Regions from separate parts of the Homo sapiens genome. Here region 2 is linked to region 1. A link is a loop called in an ENCODE intact Hi-C map of the cell type or tissue named here. Cell type or tissue: mesothelial cell of epicardium. All regions are shown on one strand. Links, peaks and the distances in the headings refer to the core of each region. The heading gives the core; the rest is flanking DNA.

Region 1 (11,455 bases), core at 1,257-9,256:
CTCCTCAGCCTCCCAAAGTGCTGGGATTATAGGCATGAGCCACCACGCCTGGACCCAGCTGTTTTCTTATGCCAAGCATAAGCACATCTAGATGTTCTCATTTAAGAGAATAAAATAAATCTCTTTAATTTGCTTTACTTCACCTGTTCCATTTTCGTTAATCCAAAAGCTGACATTGCCAATGGTATTTAACAATAAAGCAGCAAGTAGTCTTGAAACAAAAATAACATTAAAAGGAAAGAGTAAGATATGGCTTTCTATGCTTTGTCACTGACTCTTAAAAAAATAAGATTAAAAGGTGTTCGATGACGAAAGAACTATATAGGCTAATCTGAATTCTGAAAAAAATACTATTTAATTAATATTCTATATAGCAAGCACCTAATACAATTCTTATTTTAGCAGAGATTATATACATAATGTCTCCATTTCATATAAAATTTTCTCTGAATGCTAGATGTTTGGTTATTAATGTGAACATAAACCCTTCAAAATATTACTGTTTTTCTTCATAGAGAATAGCTCATGAACATTCGTTGCTGCTCTCTAACAGGAACAGATATCTTCTGGTAAAAACTTGTGTTTGCTTTGTAAAAAAAATTAAATAATACCATGTAGTAGGGTGACGTTTCCTTTCGCTGCTATAAAAAATTAACAGAAATTTAGTGGTTTAAGACAACAAAATTTTATTATCTTTCAGTTCTGGATGTCAGAGGTCCAACTTGAGTCTCACTGGGCTGATGTCAAGAAGCCTGCAGAGCTGCTTTCTTCCTGGAGGCTCTAGGAGAGATTCCGTTTTCCTGCCTTTGCCAGCTTCTAGCGGCCGCCTGTATTCCTTGGCTCGCATGACCCCTCTGTATCCTTAAAGCAGTAATGGCCCGTCAAGTCTCATGAGGCCATCAGTTTGGTTTCAACTTTTCTGCTTCCTTCTTCCCCATTTAAGAATCCCTGTGATTGCACTAGACAATCTTTATTTGAAGGTCAAATGGTTAACAACCATAACTCCATCTGCAACCTTAATTCCCACTGGTCATGCAACATAACATATTCGGGTTCTGGGATTAAGAAGTGGACATCTTTCAGGGCCATTATTCTGCCTACTACAGAGGAAATGAGAATTGTCTCATGAGATACTCAGTTCAGGGCTCTGTGGCCTCTGCATTTAATGATTGGTTTGGTGGTAACATTCAACATGAGCCTGCCTATTCTACTGCAGGGAACTGGCAACTTTGGCTTTTTCAGACTGGAGAGAGCCTCTCAATCTAGGACTCTCCACTCCCTAGGTGCCTGAAGGTCTCCATTCCTATGTGGACTAGACAGGACATTTGGCAGGAAGGGAGGGCTAGGAAAAAGACAGGACTTCCCACAGTGATCTACATGCAGAAGGCCTTAGAGCCAGTCTTTGATGGGAGGAAGGCACAGTGTGCAAATCAGGGCTCAACTCCTCTCCACTCCCTCAAACCCTGAGCTTTCTCTGCTAGCCAGCACCACCTCTCCCTGGAGCACACAGGATGATTTTTTTTTTTTTTTTTTTTTTTTTTTTTTTTTTTTTTTTGAGACTGAGTCTTACTCTGTCAGCCAGGCTGGAGTACAGTGGCATGATCTCGGTTCACTATAACCTCCGCCTTCCAGGTTCAAGTGATTCTCATGCCTCAGCCTCCTGAGTAACTGGGACCACAGGTGTACACTACCACAACCAGCTAATTTTTGTATTTTTAGTAAAGACAGGGTTTTACCATGTCAGCCAGGCAGGTCTCAAACTCCTGACTGCAAGTGATCCACCTGCCTTGGCCTCCCAAAGTACTGGAGTTACAGGTGTGAGCCACATCACCTGGCTCACAGGATGATTTTTAAATGCATTCTATACACACTTAACAAACATGCCACTAATCTGGAAAATTTATTTCACTGGTACCTAGCATAGTGTCTGGACCAGAGCTGGGACTCAAAAATATTTATTGCATTAATAAATATCGCATACTTTTATAATGTCTGTGAGGTGGAGCATTGAGCTGAGCAGGACTAGAGAATGCTGAAAAATAAGATTTTGATGTCCTTCAGCCCTTCAAATGAGCTAGGGAAAATTCAATTTTTGAAAGGAAGCTATAATAACTCCCAAAAGTTCAAGAAACCCTAGTCTACTATGTGCTGGTTCATGAATTAAACTTAGTAGATCATAAGCAGCATTTTAAAAAATAAAATGAGACAGAGTAGAATAGAAAATATTAGAGGACATCACATATATTAACAGTGTCACTTCATAAAACTATTATTTCAGATGTGTGTCTGTGTGCTAAGTTGCAATATATTTGTATTTCTTGTTAAAATGAATCATGATCTTGGCCGGGCGCAGTGGCTCATGCCTATAATCCTAGCACTTTGGGAGGCCAAGACGGGCAGATCACCTGAGGTCAGGAGTTTGAGACCAGCCTGGCCAACATCGTGAAACCCCATCTCTACTAAAGATACAAAAATTAGCCGGATGTAGTGGTGAGTGCCTGTAATCCCAGCTATTCAGGAGGCTGAGGCAGGAGAATCGCCTGAACCTGGGAGCTGGAGGCTGCAGTGAGCCCTGAGATCACACCACTGCACTCCAGCCTGGGTGACAGAGTGAGACTCCATCAGAAAGAAAGAGAGAGAGAGAGAGAGAGGAAGGATCATGATCTCATAGTCAAAAACAAATGGAAAACTGCTGCTCTACTAAAAACGTTCTCATCACAGAATTCTGGAATAGGCTAGCCTTTCACAGGATGATAGTTACCAAAAACTCAGTTCCAAATGGCTAATTTTTAACTTCTTAGGTTTCTATTGTCTTTTGTCCCAGACAGTTCCAGCAAGGCATAATGATGCTAAGAGAATTACCTCCCTTTCATTCTCTGTTCCAGTACACTCTCAATCCCTTACCAAAACATTCGCCTGGGATTCTCTTTTCTCACTGAATAAAACAGGATACACATCAGCATCGTGATGCTCCAGAGGGGAGGCAGTCCATGAAATGGTCTGATTGCTGTAGAATTCTTTTCATGTAGCCATCCACCCCATTGTGAAAGAAGCAGCTGGATATCCAAGCATCTTCCAATACTCAGGCTTCAAGGTCCAATAATGTCCACTCCTCCCCAGGAAAAGCTGGCATGCTGCTGACGTGGCCTCTCTACTCCTTTGTTTGCAGGCTTAGCTCACGTATGTGTTGTTCACTGCTCACACAAGCCACTCTCTAGGAGGGCTCGCTGAGAGCTCTCTTCTAGGGAATCTAAACTTTGTTATTTGGAAAAAGCCAGGAAACCCTTCATGAGCTGAGGATGGGTTTCCTGGCTTCAGAGGATGGGTCTGAGTTCTCACATCTCTCAACCCCCTTGCAGCATATAATGGCTTTAGTATATGCTACTCGTTATAGACACAACTGGGTCCACCCCAAAATTTAACTGTTGAAGCCCCACATTGGAGGTTAGCAAAATTCCTAACACCCAATGTGACTGTATTTGGGGATAGGGCCTTCAGGGGGGTAATTAAGGATAAATGAGGTGATAACGGTGGGACTCTGACTCAATAGGATTCATATGTCCTTATAAGAAGAGGAAGAGACACCAGATCTCTGTGGGTGTGTGTGTGTGTGTGTGTGTGTGTGTGTCACACAGAAAAGCAGGCATGTGAGGACATGCACGGTGAGAAGGTGGCTATCTACATGCCAGGAAGATAGCCCTCACCAGAAACCAACCTTGGCACCTCGATCTTGGGCTTTCAATTTCCAGAACTCTGAGAAAATGAATTTCTGTTGCTTAAGCCACTGAGTCTGTAGTATTTTGTTTTGACAGTTCAAGCAAACTAATACGCTAGTTATATTAAATAGAATTTACGTAAGCTATGTTTTTTGACCATTTGAAACATAAATGTTAAGAGAAAAGAGTAAGTCACAGACAAATATATACAGTATTTTTATAAATATTTTGGAGATTCAAGATAAAAAAAAAAGTAAACAATCTATCATTTAGGGCCAAAAAAATGTTTGCCATAAAACCATAGAGAATGATAAAAGTAGGGCCAAGTGCGGTGGCTCACACCTGTAATCCCAGGACTTTGGGAGGCTGAGGCAGGTGGATCACTTGAGGTTAGGAGTTTGAGACCAGCCTGGCCAACATGGTGAAACCCCATTTCTACTAAAAATACAAAAATTAGCCGGGCGTGGTGGTGCACACCTGTAATCCCAGCTACTCAGGGGGCTGAGGCATGAGAATCGCTTGAACCCGGGAGGCGGAGGTTGCAAGTGAGCTGAGATTACTCCATTGCACTCCAGCCTGGGAAGAGACTCCATCTCAAAAAAAGCAAAATTCCAGGGAGTGCTTGCTTCAGAGTGAGGGGGATAACAGCTGAGATGAAGGGAGGGTTGCATATTGGTAAAGTGATGTTAAGCAAAAGGTGGCCTCATGGGTGTTAATTTCTTTAGAACATCTCATAATTTTTTGTTTTATATATATTATTTTATATATATTAAGTATTTTAGAATAGAATTTATAAAAGTAAGGTGTTAGAATAACCTAACGCCCATCAGTTCATACTTATTCTTGGGGAGAGGAGAGGGGATAAGGAGCATTTCTACTTTCCAAATCTTAACTTCCTGAATTTTTTTAAATCAACCTAAAATGTTTATATAATATTTGGAATAAAAATGAAAGAAAATTAAAGAAAAAAAGTAAAAAGAAACTACTGAACACTTGTGATTACTTTTATACTTCCTTTAATCTTCCCTCCCACCCTATATATATATATATATATTGTACTAAACTTATTTGAAATGTAAGCTTTGGCTGAAAATAACTTGCCCTCTTTTGAAATGAAAATAATTGCTACAGGGTTGTAATAATAATTCAATCACTGGTTATAGCCTGGTTATAAGGAAAACACCAGGAAACAGACATCCAAGGAAGGAAGTCTCTTATTTCTTTTCATTTCAAGGCAATTTAGGTAAATTACAGACATTTCCCTTTCAGAGCTGAGGACTATCAATAGAATTTTAAGTGTGGTCCATTTATACTAATGTCTTCAATTTAGAACTTCTTGGACCTTACTTTCTTTATGATGCCAGCTTTTAGTTCACATTAAAATAATTTTATGACTAGCAAGTTGCAAAAAGAGAAAAGTGTTTTGTACATGTGGCTTCTATATTTTGGTAGAAGGAGAAATCATTTCAAGGCAATCATTTTCTGTACTTAGTGAATCTCTAATTTCTTTCCTTTTGGCACTGCCAACTGGATAACTAGATAGAAGATAATGGAGTTTGGATATTCAATACAAAACTATTTTCATTCTGTGGAAAATGAAACCACTTTGCAAACTACTATGAAACCACTGCAAAACCACTTTGCCCCACCCTTAAAGGTGTTTCATGCTCCATAATCCTTTAGTACTATTCAATCACTTGTCAGTGGTACTGTATTCCCAGTGTGTGTATGTGTGTGTGGTGGGGTGTGTGTGTGTGCACTTCTATCCATCTGTCTCCTCTACTAAACAGTGAGTTGCTTGAAGGTAAGATAAATGAATTGTGCTCCCCTAAGAAATGCCTGCATTTGCAGTTTGGTCCAAAGACGGTGAATTGCACAAAAGCAATATGTAGGCAGCTTCTTTAGTCCTCAGGTGGAAGCGATAATGGGATGTAGGGAGGTAATGAGACTAAAAATAATCATGAAAATGAGAATGTAAGTGCCACAAGAAATATTCATTCATTCATTCATTCATTCATTTTATCATGTATTATGTGTACCCATTCGGAATCATGTGTTGAGAATATGAAAATAAATCAAGCAAACCCTGACCTGAGAGGAGCTCACACTCCAAGTGGGATAATTCCAAGAAGGAAGTGACTAAAGAGAAATGGAAATACCTCACTGTGAGTTTCTAGGGTGAGAACAAATTTACAGCCACAGATAGATGGGAATGGCACTCGAAGAAGAGGGAACCTCATCAATAAAGGCTTGGACGAGTGAACGTGCAGACTGAGTTTAGGACACAATGGATAGTTAGGTTTGAGAAAGGCAGAGTCCTGAAGTGAAGTACAGTCATCAAGGCAAAAGGCTAAAGGGAACATAGTGTGGAGGGGTTTGCTGAATCACAGAAACCAAGTTGGGGAGTTCAAACTTATTTTAGTGAGCAAAAGAAAAGCCTTACATGTTTTTGAGCAGAGAATTGGCATAAATCTGAGTGGCACTTTGGAAAGAAGAGTTTAGCAACAGTGTTCAAAAGAGACCAAAGAGTAGAAAGGAAACAGGGAATTGTATTCCAAGACTACTGCAATTCAAGCAAGAGCCAGTCAAGGTCTTCAGGATCCATTTGTGATTAAAAACAAAACAAGCCAGGTATAGACTGTACTTTCTTATCTTGACAATAAATATCTACTAAAAACGTAAAGCAAACCTTGTTCTAAGATTAAGAACGAGACAAGGGTTCTAAGTATCACTGATTTTATTTTAAACTGTCCTGCAGGTCCAATCCAATGCAATAAGATAAGAAAAAAGAAAGTAAAAGTCTACATCTGGAAAGAAGGAAACAAAACTGTCATTATTTGAAGAAGAAAAAATTATCTTCATGATATATCTTTCAAAATCTACTGAAAATTTTTTAGAAGACAGTTTAGCAGTGTGGCTGAATGAGCAGATGGACTTAGAAATCTAAGAAGCAGACATAAATCTCTCCATTTTTAAGACAGAGAAGAATAGAGATTAAATAAAGGTTTTTACAAGAAAAGCATCATAATCCTTTCTCTGTGGACAGGTCCATGTGGATTAATAGTACATCTAAACATTCATAAGTGTAGCCTAAGAGGTTTCCAAGTAAATGCACCACACCCTGAGAGGAATGGCACTGCATTCTATGGAAGGTCCTAAACAGCCTTTCAGATGGAAATCACAGCATGACAGAGAAGCCAATTGGGACTTCATACATAATTTGAGATGAATGCAAGGGCAAGCAACAGAGATGGAAAAAATTCTTCCACTTTTAAGTATAGCCCAGGTTTACAGCTCTCTTCTCCTATAGTCGTTCCCAAACTTACGTCTCAGTCTAATCGGTTGCTAATGGGAACAACAAAGCTAGGTATGCTTATTCCATTTACTGCAGGATTGCTGATTCAAAGAGGCAGCCTCCAAGAGGCAGAGAATGAGAGCAACACTTATCACATTTGATTGACATCAAATCCTTTTATCAGGTAATATCTCAAAGAACTAGTGCCTCGGAGAAATTCTAGTTTAGAAAATGCTGTGCACTCAAACATTCTCAATTCCTGGTATGAACCAAAATTTAGGTGCAACATAGCAAATGGTTAAAAGCAAGGATGCTGGAGCCCACTATGCTGGATCCACAACTTACTCTTCTGTGACCTTCAGCAACTTGCTTAACCTCTCTATGCCCAAGTTTCCTCATTTGCAGAATGGCAAGAGGGAAAATGACAAGAGCAGTTACCTCATAGGGTCATACTGAAGATTAAAATGAATGATGCAGTGGCTCATGCCTATAATCCCAGCACTTTGGGAGGCCAAGAGGGATGGATCACCTGAGATCAGGAGTTTGAGACCAGCCTGACCAACATGGTGAAACCCCACCTCTACTAAAAATACAAAAATTAGCCAGGCATGGTGGTGCATGCCTGTAATCCCAGCTACTTCGGAGGCTGAGGCAGGAAAATCGCTTGAACCTGGGAGGTGGAGGTTGCAGTGAGCAGAGATCACGCCATTGCACTCCAGCCTGGGCAACAAGAGTGAGACTCTGTCTCAAAAAAACAAAAAATAAATACAAAATAAAAATAAAATGAATGATTTCATATATGTAAAGCACTTATTTAAGTGTTGTCACTACACTGTTAGAATTACAATATTTCACAAGCGAGGAAGAATATGACTTTGTTGGTGTAAGAAGAAAATTGCTCTGCATGAAATAGGCCCATAAAGGTCTGTGAGAAGAGCAGTAATACATACATTGTCTGCAGTTCTGCTAATCAAGACATTCGACTAATTGATATTTATAGTGCACACATTAATGCCTAGATTTGTGTCTGGTTTGAGGTGACGTGAATAGGAAAAAAATAATAATAAAAAAAAAAAGAAGAAGCAATCCTTAGCCTTAAAAAGGTTGGAGGATTTTCTCTAAATATGGTCCTCCTAAGTATCCACGTTGAAAAGCACCTTTTCTCCAACTTTCCATATTCACTTTCCTGAATAAATTACATCTTCTGGAAGGAAATTTAGTGCTAAAGGAATTTTGCCAATATTAAGCCATTTATAGGATTGTTTTCTACCACCTCTTCCCTCAAAATGATAAGCAAGTTCAACAGACATGAAACTACTACTGTACACTCAGGAGACTCTGAAATATGCAATATCCCAAATGGGACCCACAATGCAAAATTCTTCCAGGGAACATCTATACCAACAGAAAAATGCCTTAAATTACTTTATTATACTTTACTTTTAAAATGTGGCTTAATTTATGCATACTTCATTATATATCAATTCCTTGAAATCTGGTGATCTATATATATAATATATATGATAACCAGTAGCCAGAACAATGTCATCCTCCAACTATTAATTAAATAAGATATTCATATATTTATCCTTTTGGATGCTAAGTCAAGAACACGTAACAGTTGAAACTCATTTGGGCTACCAGCCATAAAACTGTGAAATGCAAACTTCAACAGTACCCGTCCTCATGGGAACCTGAAAAGGGTTATTTGAGGTCAAAAGACACAACATTTAAGGAGAAATGTCTCATGGGAGTATTTCTGATCCAGCTATAGGATAGAGTGGAATACCAACTCAACTAAATCAAATTTCAATTCCTCTAGCCCTCTTTCAAGCCCCTCCACATCCAATCCCCTCCTTTCTAGCAACCTTGCTCTCTCCTCTATACTCAGGCCTCTCAAAAGTGGCTCACATGCTTCCTTGTCCTTTCACACAAAGTGATCACTGCTCTTTTTTTTGTTTAGAGTCAGGGTCTTGCTCTGTTGCCCAGGCTGGAGTGCAGTGGTGCAATCATAGCTACCTGCAGCCTCCAATTCCTGGGCTCAAGTGATCTTCCTGCTTCAGCCTCCCAAGCAGATGGCACTACAGGTACACACGACCATACCTGGCTAATTTTTAAAAATATTCTGTAGAGGCAGGGTCTTGCTATCTTTCCCAGGCTGGAACAGTGATCATCTTGAATACCTTTTCTCCCCTGTAGAAACTGTTATTCCATCTTTCCTTTTTTCTTTGTGCCTTGTGTGTTCTTTAAGTTGTATGCAAAAAGTGTCTCTATTTAAACATTTTAAAAGTTATTATTTATAGCTTATAAATAGGTATAACAGCAGTATAGGTAAATTTTTCACAAACCAGTTAGTTTCTTAAGTAAATGGTACTCAACATGATAGTTAAGGCACCAAAAAGGACCTCTGTATTTGAGTGACTAAACCTACGCAATAAAGAGCAGCATTTTGTACTCAAAATAAATTTTGTAGAAAAGGAAACATGCTGTGTCTTCTAAAGTAAGACAACAAACACACCCAGAAAGGGGGCCCACAGCATTCCTTTCCTCTCTTTTTCCACCGTAATTTCCTCCTCATATTGCTTTTCCTTTTGTTTACCTTACTCAGGTTCTCCTGTCCCAGCCCCTGGGCTTGCCAGTGATGCCCAGAGGATGATGTGCCTGGTGGCTGAGCTCTTCCAGAACTAAAGACGTGCGGATCCCTGAGTATCCATAACCATCAAAGCATGAAGTAATGCCTTGTAAGTGGTGTCACCACACCTCCCAGAAGAAGGATGGATTCCTACCAGAAGCAGTCAAACATAGTGCCGGATCATCTAAGTGAAACGGATCCCCATGGGTGCTGCTATTGGGATACCAAAGGTCTGAAGTTCATCCAATGCAATAGCAGAAATAATTACATCTGTGAGCATGTGAGAAGAACCCTGAGTTAGTCCCAAGTGCAAATCACCATCTCCAACCAATTCCTCCACCAATTGATGGATGTTGGGGAGTGGGGTACAGCAACCCCTCCAAGTCCTTCCTCCCTCTATATAGCCCAGGAGACTCCCCTCCCACCAGCCTGGCCCCCAGAGTGCTGACTGGCAACAATATTCCAAGTTAAAATAGTTTGCTAAATAGTTATACAATTAGTTTACAATTCAAATATATCAGAGGAAAAGACAGGGAAAAAAATTCTAAGATACATGAATCCCAGACCATTGCTCTCCAAATATTTTCAAGTGATTCATCTCCTTTATTTAAAAAATGAATTAACCACCAGATGGGACACTCATACATTCCTGATGGTTGTAGGAATCAGTAGACCCTGTATGGAAAGCAATAGGATAATATTTCATAGGATCAAATTAAAATGTTCACAGCATTGGTTCCAGGAAATTGGCTTCTGGAGAATTTATACTCCAGAAACAATTCAACAAAAGAACACAGCTCTGTGCATGCAGATGCTCATTAGCCCATCACCTAGAGTAAGGGAAAGTGGAGATCCCAATGAACAACAATGAGATGGGTTAGCGAACTGTGACCTATCAGCCCAATGGACATTTAAGCAATCACTGAAAAGTAGAAACATGAAGATATTACACAACATGGAAACTGTTTATGGAGTATATTTAGGTAAAAAGGAAAAAAAGGCAGAACTGTATATCTGTGGTTGGATATACTTTTTTTTTTTTAATATTAAGCACCAACCAAAAGAAGAAAGGAGGATAGAAAAAATAAAATGGAAGATGTAGGGTGGGCAGATTAGGGCTGCGTTTGTTGCTTGCTTTCATGTTACCATCATAGCGTTTTTGCCACTTACAAAGGAGGAAAAAAATCAATTCTGTGCCAACCCAGACAACAGAGACCTGAGTGGGGGTTGGGAAGAGAGATTTTTCAGCACAGAATCAGACTCCTTCTCCAAAGAGCTGTGTGGCCTTCACCTGCAAGGCGACCTCTTCCACAAGCAGAGGCCAGGACAAAAAGAGGCACCTGTGAGCGACAAAGACGGTTTCCTTGGTTTCCCTCACGGCGCCAAGCGGAGTGGCCGCCTCCCACCACAGGGCCCCCTAATGGGCGCTTTTGTCCTGCGGGGCAGAGGGACCTCATTAGAAGGCGCTGGTGCTAAAGGGAAATGCATTTCCAGAACAGGAGGTTTCATCATTCCTAGCGTTAGCGACAGAATGGTGACAGAAGGTAAGTGGCAGATTTGCATCACGGCGTCGCTCCTCGCCTGGAAATTGGAAACAGGCCGCCTGCAGAGGCGACCCCCGAGGAGCCGCGAGCCTGGAGCACCTTCCCGGGGCCGGCGACTGGGGGCCCCTTCCGGGGCAGCCAGGCACCAGGGCGGCAGGCAGCATGCCACCTCTCAGAGACCAGGCGCCCGTGTCGCCTCTGGGGGTTCTCAATGTCACCCACTACGAACGCATCTCAAACCCGCTGCCGCAAATGGCTTGCACGTACT
Region 2 (11,455 bases), core at 2,337-10,336, 98 kb after region 1:
TTAGGAGATGGTTGGGTCATGAGGGTGGAGCCCTCATGAATGGGATTAGTGCCCTGATGAGAGACCCCCAGGAGCTTCATGGCCCTTTCCACCATATGATGCAGAGAGGAGACGGCTGTCTATGAACTAGGAGGTGGGCCCTCACCAAACACCATATCTGTGAGCACCTTGATCTTAGAGTTTTCAGCCACTAGACCTATGAAAAGTAAATCCCAGCCTTTACACGTGTGAAAAATAAATTTCTGTTGTCTATAAGCTACTCAGCCTATGATAGTTTGTTATATCAGCCCGAACAAAGACAAAAATAAAATGGAAGACAGTAGAATAATGTAACAATGATGTAAGACTATCTCCATCAGATATTAAAATACTATAAAGCCCAAGTATTAAAATAATACGATATTGGCACATTAATAGATAACACCAATGGAACAGAAAAAAAATCCAGAAATAGACACAAATATATAAAAGAATTTAAAATGTGATAAAGGCAGCGTCTCAAGTCAAGGAAGAAAAAAATGGACTGATTAACAAAGGTTTGCTACAGCTTTGGGTAAAGAAAAAGTTGAATCTACACCTTTTATTCAATGCCAGGATAAACTGCAAATAGATTGATATTTAAATATAGAAAAGTGAAATGGTACAAGCCCTGGAAGATAGCAAGGGGTAAATTCTTTATAACTTTTGAGTGGGAAAAGCCTTTTAAACCATGACTCAATAACCAAAGCCATTGAAAACTTGGTATATTTGACTACATAAATATTTAAAAAAAAATTTGCATGATTAAAAACACAATAAGCAAAGTCCAAAGACATATACTTGTAAGCCCTGTCCCAGAAAAAGTGCTGATTTTTCTATTTTATAAAGCATTTCCAGAAATTGAGAAGAAAAGAACTGATAATTTAATAGAAAAATTGATAGAAGGACATAAAAGTGGCCATTAAATATGTGAAAGATGCTCAATCTCTTTCATTTTAAGAGAAATTAAACCTACAACGATACACTTTTTTACCTTTCAGACTGACAAAAATCCCAGTTTAAAACCACACTCTGTTGGGAGGGTGGGCAGGAATGCACACTCAAATGTTACTCAAATATTTGTGAAGTGTACAAATACACCCCCATTCTGTTATGCAGACTTGCAAATGCATTTACCCTCTAACTTATTAATCCCACTTGGGGAACCTATTTCCCAGATATATCTGCTTCATTAAGCTGGCGTAGGCAAACAATGGCCTGCTGGCTACATCTAGCCTGCAGTTTGTTTTCATACAGGCTGTAAGCTAAGAATGATATTAACATTTTAAATGGTTGGATAGGCCGGACACGGTGGCTCACGCCTGTAATCCCAGCACTTTGGGAGGCCGAGGTGGGCAGATCACCTGAAGTCAGGAGTTTGAGACCAGCCTGGCTAACATGGTGAAACCCTGTTTCTATTAAAAATACAAAAAATTAGCTGGGCATGGTGGCGCATGCCTACAATCCCAGCTACTCGGGAGGCTGAGGCAGGAGAATTGCTTGAACCCAGGAGGCAGAGGTTGCAGTGAGCTGAGATCGCACCATTTAGCTTGGGCAACAAGAGCGAAACTCTGTCTCAAAAATAAATAAATAAATAAATAAATAAATAAATAAATAAATAAATAGTTGGATAAAATCCAAATAAACACTTTCTCACATGAAAAATATATAAAATTTAAATCTCAGCATTTATATATGAATTTAGAATTTCACCAATAAAAATTTGGTGAAATATTTTTCTTTTTTGTTACATAAGCATCAGCGTAATATCCTTAATTGTACCTGTTGGCTCAAGAAGTCTAAAATATTTACTATCTATCTGGCCATTTACAGCAAACATTTGCCATCGCCTGCATTACAGCACTACTTATAGACACAAGGTATTGGAAACAACCCAAATGTCCAGCAATGTGGAAATAATCAGTAGTATATCCCCACAATAAAATTCCATGTGGCTGTTTTTAAAAAATGAAAAATTCTCATTTCACTGATAAAGATTTCCAGGATATTTTTAAGTGAAAAAAGGCACAAAATAATGTATGTCATTGCTCCACTTTGTGTAAGAAAGTAGGAAAATTAGAATGTATGTGTAATGTATGCATTTTTTAGCTTGTATTTGCATTGAGAACCACTGGAAGGACAAACCAGAAACTAATAAATATGGAAATATGGACACCTATAAAGGTGAATGGGGACAGTGGTGGCAGACTTAGTGCAGTGCTTGTTTTGTTTTGTTTTGTTTTGGTTTGGTTTGTTTTTTTAAGGCAGAGTCTCATCCAGGTGTGGTGGCTCACTCCTGTAATCCCAGCACTTTGGGAGGCCGAGAAGGGTGGATCACAAGGTCAAGAGTTCAAGACCAGCCTGGCCAATATGGTGAAACCCCATCTCTACTGAAAATACAAAAATTAGCCGGACGTGGTGATGGGCGCCTGTAGTCCCAGCTACTCGGGAGTCTGAGGCAGGAGAATCGCTTGAACCTGAGAGGCAGAGGTTGCAGGGAGCCGAGATCATGCCATTGCACTCCAGCCTGGGCAACAGAGCGAGACTCCATCTCAAAAAAAAAAAAAAAAAAAGACAGAGTCTCACTCTGTCGCCCAGGCTGGAGTGCAGTGACATTATCCCGGCTCACTGCAAACTCCGCCTCCTGAGTTCAAGTGATTCTTGTGCCTCAGCCTCCCATGTGGCTGGGATTACAGGTGTGTGCCGCCATGCCTGCTAATTTTTGTATTTTTAGTAGAGATGGGGTTTTGCTGTGTTGGCCAGGCCAGTCTCGAACTCCTGACGTCAAGCGATCTGCCCACCTCTACCTCCCAAAGTGCTGGGATTACAGGCATGAGCCACCACCCCCAGCTGTAATGCAGTGTTTTAGTTGCTGAATCCTTGTGCCTAAACAACATTGCCTGGTATGTGAAATAGGCATTCAATCGACATTTATTTATTAAATGAATGAATGAATTAATAAGACATATTCCATGTGGAACTGAAGGGTAGAGCTTGGATCAATGGTGAGAATTCAGTGAAGGTTTTAGCTCTGCATCAGGAAGATCTTTTTACTCAAGCAGTCAGAACAGGAATGGGCTACTTTGGGAGATGGGAGATGGGCCACTTGGTGTTAATATATTAGTTCCCAAACCTGAATACATGTAGGGGGATTTAAAACCAGATTTCTAGGACTTATTCTATAATGAATCAGAATCTCTGAGGGTATATCCCAGATGCCTGGGTATTTGGGGTGTTTTTTTAGCTTCTCAAGAAATCTGGATGTAATCAGCCTAGCACCATTCATTCACTTATTTATCCAGGAACTATCTATGGAGCACCTACTACATGCCACGCTGCTGCGTGAGGTGATGAGGACAGAACCAGGATTAAGATAGGCACGGTCCCAGCTCTAATGAGACTGGCAGTCTAGAGGGAGAAGAAACAGGCAACAGGGAAATAAAAGGACCAATACAGAAGAGCATTTCAGACACCCGATGAAGACGATAAGGCAGGGTGAAGTGATAGGGAGTTTAACTGGCTGGGGAAGGCCTTCTAAAGAGGCATTTTAGCTGGGAACTGTATAAGAAGGAGCTGCAGTCATGTGAAGAAGTGAACAAAGAACATTCCAGACAGAGGGGCAGCATGCAAAGGGTCTGTGGTAGGAACAAGCCTGATGGTACCAGATTGACCAGGAGGCCACTAGAGGAGCAGAAATCAATCAGATCTAAGAGGTGGGCAGGGAAGAAGTCAGGAAGGGTGGTGTAGGCCAAAGTGGGGAGTTGAGCTTTTGTTTGATGAGTAATGTGAAGGCCTGGAGTTTGGGAGCCACATTAGAAGGATGCAAACATCACACCTGGTAGAAGCAGGAGTTGAGACCCACACCTTGGTCAGCTGATTTCTGTTCCCGTCCTCCCCACTAGTACTTGTGTATTTTTTTCCCAGGGGGCCATGCATCTTAAATTTCTACATCCTTGCCAGTGCTCAAGGATGTCTTAAACACAATGGATACTCAATAGTTACTGAGTAAAATGATAAACAAATTATTCTGAAAAAGTAATAAATACAACGAACAAAAGAAAGCAACTGGTCCAGATTTTCATCCAGTCTTCTTTATGGATTTCTTGAGGGTCACTATTCCAGTAATTTACCACTTTCTAGTGAAATTACTAGTTTGAAAGATAGATCTAATTTAAATACATGCAAATAGGTGTCTTTAATCCAATGAAATTAGGCTGAATTAGTGAGAATATATGAAAAATTTCTAAACAGATGGCTTTCAATTTTTAAAAAGTTGTGTAGTTTTATGTACTTCTTAGATGTAATAAATATTACCCTAAATGCAAATTAACATTTAAAATACTAATTTCAAGGCATGTAGTACTTAAGAAGGGTCCCTAACCTATACAATGTATAAAATAAACCATCTAAATGTTTGTAACATTGCTGACACTTTCAAAATTAGAACCATGACTAAGAGCTAAAACCACTTAAAGGTCCATTTGTTGGAGGAAGGTTATGTGGAGGAAAGCACATGGCAACTGGCATCCTTCTAGGAGCAATCCCAGATCTGGCACCATCTTGCTCTGTGATTTGGACAAGCTCCTTCCTCTCTCTGGGTCCTAGGTGAGAGATGGACTAGATCATCGGTAGGGCTGTTTTTCAGTTATAAAAATTCTGTGCAATCTATTCCCCAAGAAAGAATGGGGAAAGGCAAAAGCCTTTGAGAAAAGGGTTGTTCCTCATTCATAAACACGGAAACAAATTTCACCTCCAGTGACAGGGGTTGGGGAGAATAGCACCCTTCAAATCAGCCAAGACAGAAGAGTTTGCAGATGAAAAAATTAACCCCAAGTCAAGCCACATCTAGAAGAGAACTGGTGTCAGACATCAACAGCTGAGTACACACAGCATTTGCATTTTTTTTTGACAAACATCTGATGTGGCTTTTGGTGTGAGCAAGCATCCTCTCTCCAAAATAGTTTAAATGGAAAGCTTTGATAATTCCCTAAATTCCTGATAAGTGTGTTGAAATCTGATCCTTGACAAAAATACACCCTGAAAGGACAATGCTTTGGGAAGGAGAAGAAACACTGGTTATCCACAGACCCCAGATATGAATCTCACAGAAATCATTAATGAGAACATTTTTCTAGCTTACAAACACAATGACAAAACCAGCGGCTACCCAACCTGCTCCCAGATTTTCCTACACTTGCGTACAACTGCTAATTCTGTATAAATATAAGCAGAAAAATAGCTCTTGGGACTCTTAAAACAAAGCCTATTTTCTGCCACTCTCCACCCACAACCATCTGTTAGACTCTTGATGGAAGCTGCAGATGACAGCAACCTCACAAGGAAGCTTCACAGGAAAAGCAGCTTCTGAAGGGAGAGGTCAGCATTGGAAACATAACCTGTTTTAGATTTCAAACCTGTTTGGCTAATAAGTTCAAGAGAACTTAAACTATGTTTAACAATCATTATGTTTTGGTTTAAAATAACAATAAAAAGAATAAAAAATAAAAAGGAAATCTCTCGACTCTGCTTAATTGCACTAATTGTTATTTCTTCACTTATTTATTCAACCAATGTTTGAACACCTACCATGTGCTAGACTCTGTGCCAAGGGCAGAAGATAAAACAGAGAACACATCCTTGCCATGATGAGGCTCACGAGACAGATGAAGGGACAAGTAAACAAAGAAATCATATCAATACAATGATTTCCTTCATGGCACCCACAGGTAAGGGGCTAAGACAGAAAGTCACTGTCCCATTCATTCAGAGGATGACCGGAGAGCAACTTTAGACAGGAGGACCAGAGAGCAACTCTCTGAACAGGGTTAAGCCCTAAAAGATAAGATGACACAGAGAAGTGTTCTTGGCAAAAGGGATGTCCACATACAAAGGCAGTGAGGCAGGAAATAGTTTGTTAAAGTCAAGGACCAGATATACCAGTGGGACTCGAGTGTGGTGGATGAGATGAAGTAATATGGATGAATTTGGAGGGAAAGGCAGGCCAAGACCATGAAAGGTCTTACAGCCAGGGTAGGAATTTGGATGTTAAGTGCAATGGGAAGCAATGGAAGGGAGAGGTTTTAGGAGGGAATTGATCAAATCTGATTGTTAAAGGATCCATATTGGCTACCATATGACTTGATTAGAAATAGATAAGAATGGGGGTAGGGAGAAGTGTCATGAGCTTGCTGCAGTGCAAGAGATGGGCAGTGGTCTGGAGAAGGTGGTGGTAGTCTGAACAAGGAGAAGAATGGACGGATTCAATATATATTTTGCAGTGCATATCAAATGATGTGTTGATGGTTTGTAATCGGGTTGGGGTGGTGGTGCCATATCCTGAGATGGGAAGGACTGGAGTGAGCAGGGGTAGGATGCAGAGGTGGTAGAAACAGGTTAGGGAGAAAGCAGGAAAAAAACTGTTCCATTTTGCACATGGTAAGTTTGGGTATGTCTGTGAAACTTCCAAGTGGGGGTGTCAACAAAGCATTGGATATAGGAGAATGGAATTCAGAACAGAATTCTGGGCTAAAAATAACACTTTGATGTCACCAGGATAAAGATGGTACAGAGAGGCACAGAATCCTAGGAAAAAACCCTGAGAAGCTCCAACAAGCCACGTATATGTTAGGCAAGCAAAATTCTCCGAACACAGCTTCAGGACGGCTACTTTGCCCCTGTAGTCAAATACTACAGTCATATGATTGGAAAGGGTAACTGACAACCATGGTCTGGAGAGCCTGGAAACCTCTAGCACTGGGAATGAATGAGCACTTGAAAAGTGATTAGACCACCAGGGAGGAACAATTCTCTGAGCATGATGTTCTGGGGGTGATTTGGGAACTTAGATGGCTTGAGATGGGAAAGTGTGGGGGATATTTAAGAATTCCTATAGAAAATTTAACTAACTCTACCTTTAATCTATAATGAACTGCCAAGAAAGAATTATTATTTTTGAGACAGGATCTCGCTCCATCACCCAGGCTGGAGTACAGTGATGTGATCATAGCTCACTGCAGCCTTGACCTCCCAGGTTCAGGCAATTCTCCCATCTCGGCCTCCCAAGTAGCTGGGACTACTGATGTGTGCGCCACCATACCTGTCCAATTTTTAAATTTTTTGTAAAGATGAAGTCACACCATGTTGCCCAGGCTAGAATTACTTGTTTAAAGCATATGGTCTCATAATCTTAAAAGGGCAGGAAAGGAAGGCATTTGTTATAGGGAATTGTTCATAGCACAAATTTCTAGTGGCAGTGGAGCTTGCTCAGTGAGAGGCATTCTTTGTTGTTCTTGTTTTTTTTTGGAGTGAATGAAACTGGGAAATAACTTAATCGCCCTTATTTGACAGTTGAGGAAATAAATTCTGAGGTTTACAGTGAAGTTACTTGTCCAGTCACAACTTGTCATTCCCAACCTTAGCTGTAATCATCATCTGGTAAGTTTATGAACCAAAACCCAACAACCAACCACATAATCAAACAAACTAAAACAAACACAAAATACCAGCATCCCGACTCACTTTTGGAGTTCCTGATTCATTCAGCCTGGGATGAGTGAGATCCACACATCTGTATTTTTCAAAGTTTGCCTATTTCTTTCAGAGGTTGTTAATAAAGAACAAATCAAATAAAAAAATAAAAGCTTACCCAGGTGGTTCTGACAGCCAGAAGCATCAGACGGGACTTGTACTCAAGCTTTCTAACCTAAGTATCTGTCCTCGATACTTTACTTTTTACTTTGTCACCGCTAAACTCTCATCACTTCTATTTCCTTAGCAACCTCTGACCTCCACCACTTGTCCTCCACCTCTGCATGGCGATTCTGAAGGAAATTAGAATGCCCTGGATGACCAGATCCTCCTCCCTATTGCTACTCCGTCTCTTCCTCTGCCCCCACCCCCGTCCTGGCCACATAGATGCTGAGGTTCTGCTGGTCACACTTCCTTTTCCCCAGTCTGTTCTTTTCTAGCTGATCTCATCCATTCCAATTTCTGCAAAGCCTTTGGTGTTACTGATGCCAGTCTTATCTCTGGTCTTGACGACCTGACCTCCTGCCCAATATCCAGGACTGTGGCATTTATGATTTACAAAATAACAATTTAAAGAGGACCTTAAATTGTTTCTTTATAAATGTATGAGTTAATTTATTGAGGCAGGTCCTGAGATAGGAGAAGACTGGAGTGTGCGGTGGTGGGATGGTTAATACAATCATGTAGATGTTGTGGCAGACACACCCTTGGGTGGCCTTATAATTCCTGTCTCTTAGTGTCTATGCCCTTTGTGTAATTCCCTCCCCTTGAGTGTGGGGAAGGCCAATGACCTGCTTCTAACTAATAAAATACGGAAAAAGTGAAGAGATTTTGCAGAGATAAGTGAAGTCCCTAATAAGTTGACTGAACTAATCAAACACTGTGTTGTGTGGGCCTGATCTAACCAGGCAAGCCCTTTCCAGATATAACTGAAGTCCCTAATAAGTTGACTGAACTAATCAAAGACCGTGCTCCCATTGCATGGGCCTGATCTAATCAGGCGAGCCCTTTCCAAGAGCCAAGATCTTCCCTGAAGTAAGAGACTCCAAGCAGTGGAAACTCTCCATTGTTGGCCTTAAACCGTTACGAATTCTACAGCCACAGAGAAAGAATTCTGTCACAATCTGAGGAGCTTGGATTTGGATCCTTCTCTACTTGGCCCACGGGATGAGAATGTAGCCCTGGCACCACTTTGGTTTCAGCCTTGTGCTAGATTCCAAACCCACATAATAATGTGCTATTGTTTTAAATTTGTAATCGTTTTTACTCAGCAGATAACTAACATAGATGTCCTAGGCCAAAAGCAGAATTCTTACATCTTAGCGATCCCTAATCTGGGTTCACTTGATCACTGACCAAAATCTCCTTATGGTAGTGAGAAGAGCACACAAGATAGATATTCGTAAGATAGGAGCTGTGTGTGTCCATGACCCCTGCTCACCCTGGAACTAAAACAGAGGAAGAACACAGTGTTCTTCTAAACAATAATTGTTAACCATGTTCAACATTGGTAAAAGGAAAATGTCATTGCTTTTGAATATGCTGTTCACCAATCAAATTTGTATACTGAAGGTGAAATACTTTTCCTTTTGTGACTGTAGTCAATCTCTTGTTTTAGCACTGAAAAGTAACTGCAGAATCCTAGGCTCTCCTGAGGATAACAGGTGTTCACTGAGAATCACTGTTCAGAAATATGTTACCATCTTGTTCTGCAATGTTACTGAGTCAGCTAGTGTAACAACGGTTTTGTTCAAATATGCAATAATACTGTAAGGGAGATTTCATGAGGAAAACACAGCATCTTTAAGTACACACAGGACACTTTAATTTTGATACGACATAAACTTCAAACCTAAAATTACTGCTAAAGAAGTATGTGGCTTAGTGTTCGTCTTCCCTATGCTAAAATTTCAACCACAGTTGGATACAATGCACTCAGTAAGTAACAGCAACAAAGCCCTTATGTTTGAAATAAGCAGTTTCCCCTTTGGACAACAGGAAGAGGAAACGTAGTAGTAGGAGGGTGCATAGGGTCTGATTTGTTACTGATACTTTTGAATGGTGCTGTTAAATCCATGGATACTGACAAAGGCAGATTTTTCTGAAAGCAAGATAGCCACCTAGGGAGGTGGGGGTGAGGAGATTAGATTCCTATAACATCGGAGCTGGCACAGATGTTTGAGGTTATCCAATTCCATTCATTCATTGCATGATACAAGCTCAGAGATATGAAGACCAGAAAATCACCAGCCAATTAAATGGCAGAGCAGGGATTAAAACCCAGCTTAACAAATTTCCATGATAGAATATCCACATTCTATCCTAATTGTTCTCTCCACTGTCCTCCCTCTAAAAAATACACAATTCTTTTGAGACTTGTAGTTATTGAAGTTGGTTAGTTCTGCACAAGATCAGCTACATTACATGATCTAATTATTCATAGTCAGACTTGATGACATTAATGACTTAAAAAAAGAGCTCTGTAGTTCTCCTTGAAGAGGTCCTTCACATCCCTTGTAAGTTGGATTCCTAGGTATTTTATTCTCTTTGTAGCAATTGTGAATGGGAGTTCACTCATTATTTGGCTCTCTGTTATTGGTGTATGGGAATGCTTGTGATTTTTGCACATTGATTTTGTATCCTGAGACTTTGCTGAAGTTCCTTATCAGCTTAAGGAGATTTTGGGCTGAGATGATGGGGTTTTCTAAATATACAATCATGTCAACTGCAAACAGAGACAATTTGACTTCCTCCCTTCCTATTTGAATACTCTTTATTTCTTTCTGTTGCCTGATTGCCCTGGCCAGAACTTCCAATACTATGTTGAATAGGAGTGGTGTGAGGGCATCTTCGTCTTGTGCTGGTTTTCAAAGGGAATGCTTCCAGCTTTTGCTCATTCAGAATGATACTGGCTGTGGGTTTGTCATAAATAGCTCTTATTATTTTGAGATACATTCCATCAATATCTAGTTTGTTGAGAGTTTTTAGCATGGAGGGGTGTTGCTCAAGGAAATAAAAGAGGACATAAACAAATGGAAAAACATTCCATACTCATGGATAGGAAGAATCAATATTGTGAAAATGGCCATACTGCACAAAGTAATTTATAGATTCAATGCTATCCCCATCAAGCTACCACTGACTTTCTTCACAGAATTAGAAAAAACTACTTTAAATTTCATATGGAACCAAAAAAGAGCCCATACAGCCAAGACAATCCTAAGCAAAAAGAACAAAGCTGGAGGCATCATGCTAACTGACTTCGAACTACACTACAAGGCTACAGTAACCAAAATAGCATGGTATTGGTACCAAAACAGATATATAAACCAATAGAACAGAACAGAGGCCTCAGAAATAATGCCACACATCTACAACTATCTGAACTTTGACAAACCTGACAAAAACAAGCAATGGGGAAAGGATTCCCTATTTAATAAATGGTGTTGGGAAAACTGGCTAGCCATTTGCAGAAAACTGAAACTGGATCCCTTCCTTACACCTTATATAAAAATTAACTCAAGGTGGATTAAAGACTGAAACCTAAAACCATAAAAACCCTAGAAGAAAACCTAGGCAATACCTTTCAGGACACAGGCATGGGCAAAGACTTCGTGACTAAAACACCAAAAGCAATGGCAACAAAAGTCAAAATTGACAAATAGGATCTAATTAAACTAAAGAGCTTCTGCACAGCAAAAGAAACCATCATCAGAGTGAACAGGCAACCTATAGAATGGGAGAAAACTTTTGCAATCTATCTATCTGACAAAGGGCTAATATCCAGAATCTACAAGGAACCTAAACAAATTTACAACAACAACAAAAAACCCCATCAAAAAGTGGGCAAAGGATATGAACAGATACCTCTCAAAAAAGACATTTATGCGGCCAACAAACATATGAAAAA

What was found. A loop is a pair of places that touch in the nucleus more often than their neighbours do. Peaks named below come from ENCODE experiments on the same cell type or tissue, not always from the same donor. Only the 100,000 strongest peaks of a DNase experiment are listed, where the experiment ranks them.
Region 2: it touches region 1 in a loop (8-fold over the local background); 2 of 110 quality-filtered maps call a loop at or near these places.

What each region holds. Positions count from the first base shown.
Region 1 is chr2:148,888,019-148,899,473 of GRCh38, reverse strand. All of the region lies in intron 1 of KIF5C (kinesin family member 5C), which reads right to left. It overlaps KIF5C-AS1 (KIF5C antisense RNA 1), which reads left to right and starts at 4,460. Exons shown (of 4, transcript XR_001739733.2): 1 at 4,460-11,187. RefSeq lists an enhancer at 10,674-11,269. In mesothelial cell of epicardium, for the core only: no CTCF peak of the experiment used is centred there; no DNase peak of the experiment used is centred there.
Region 2 is chr2:148,790,777-148,802,231 of GRCh38, reverse strand. No RefSeq gene overlaps it. Among named protein-coding and RNA genes, the nearest start is that of KIF5C, 79 kb to the left of the region's middle. In mesothelial cell of epicardium, for the core only: no CTCF peak of the experiment used is centred there; no DNase peak of the experiment used is centred there.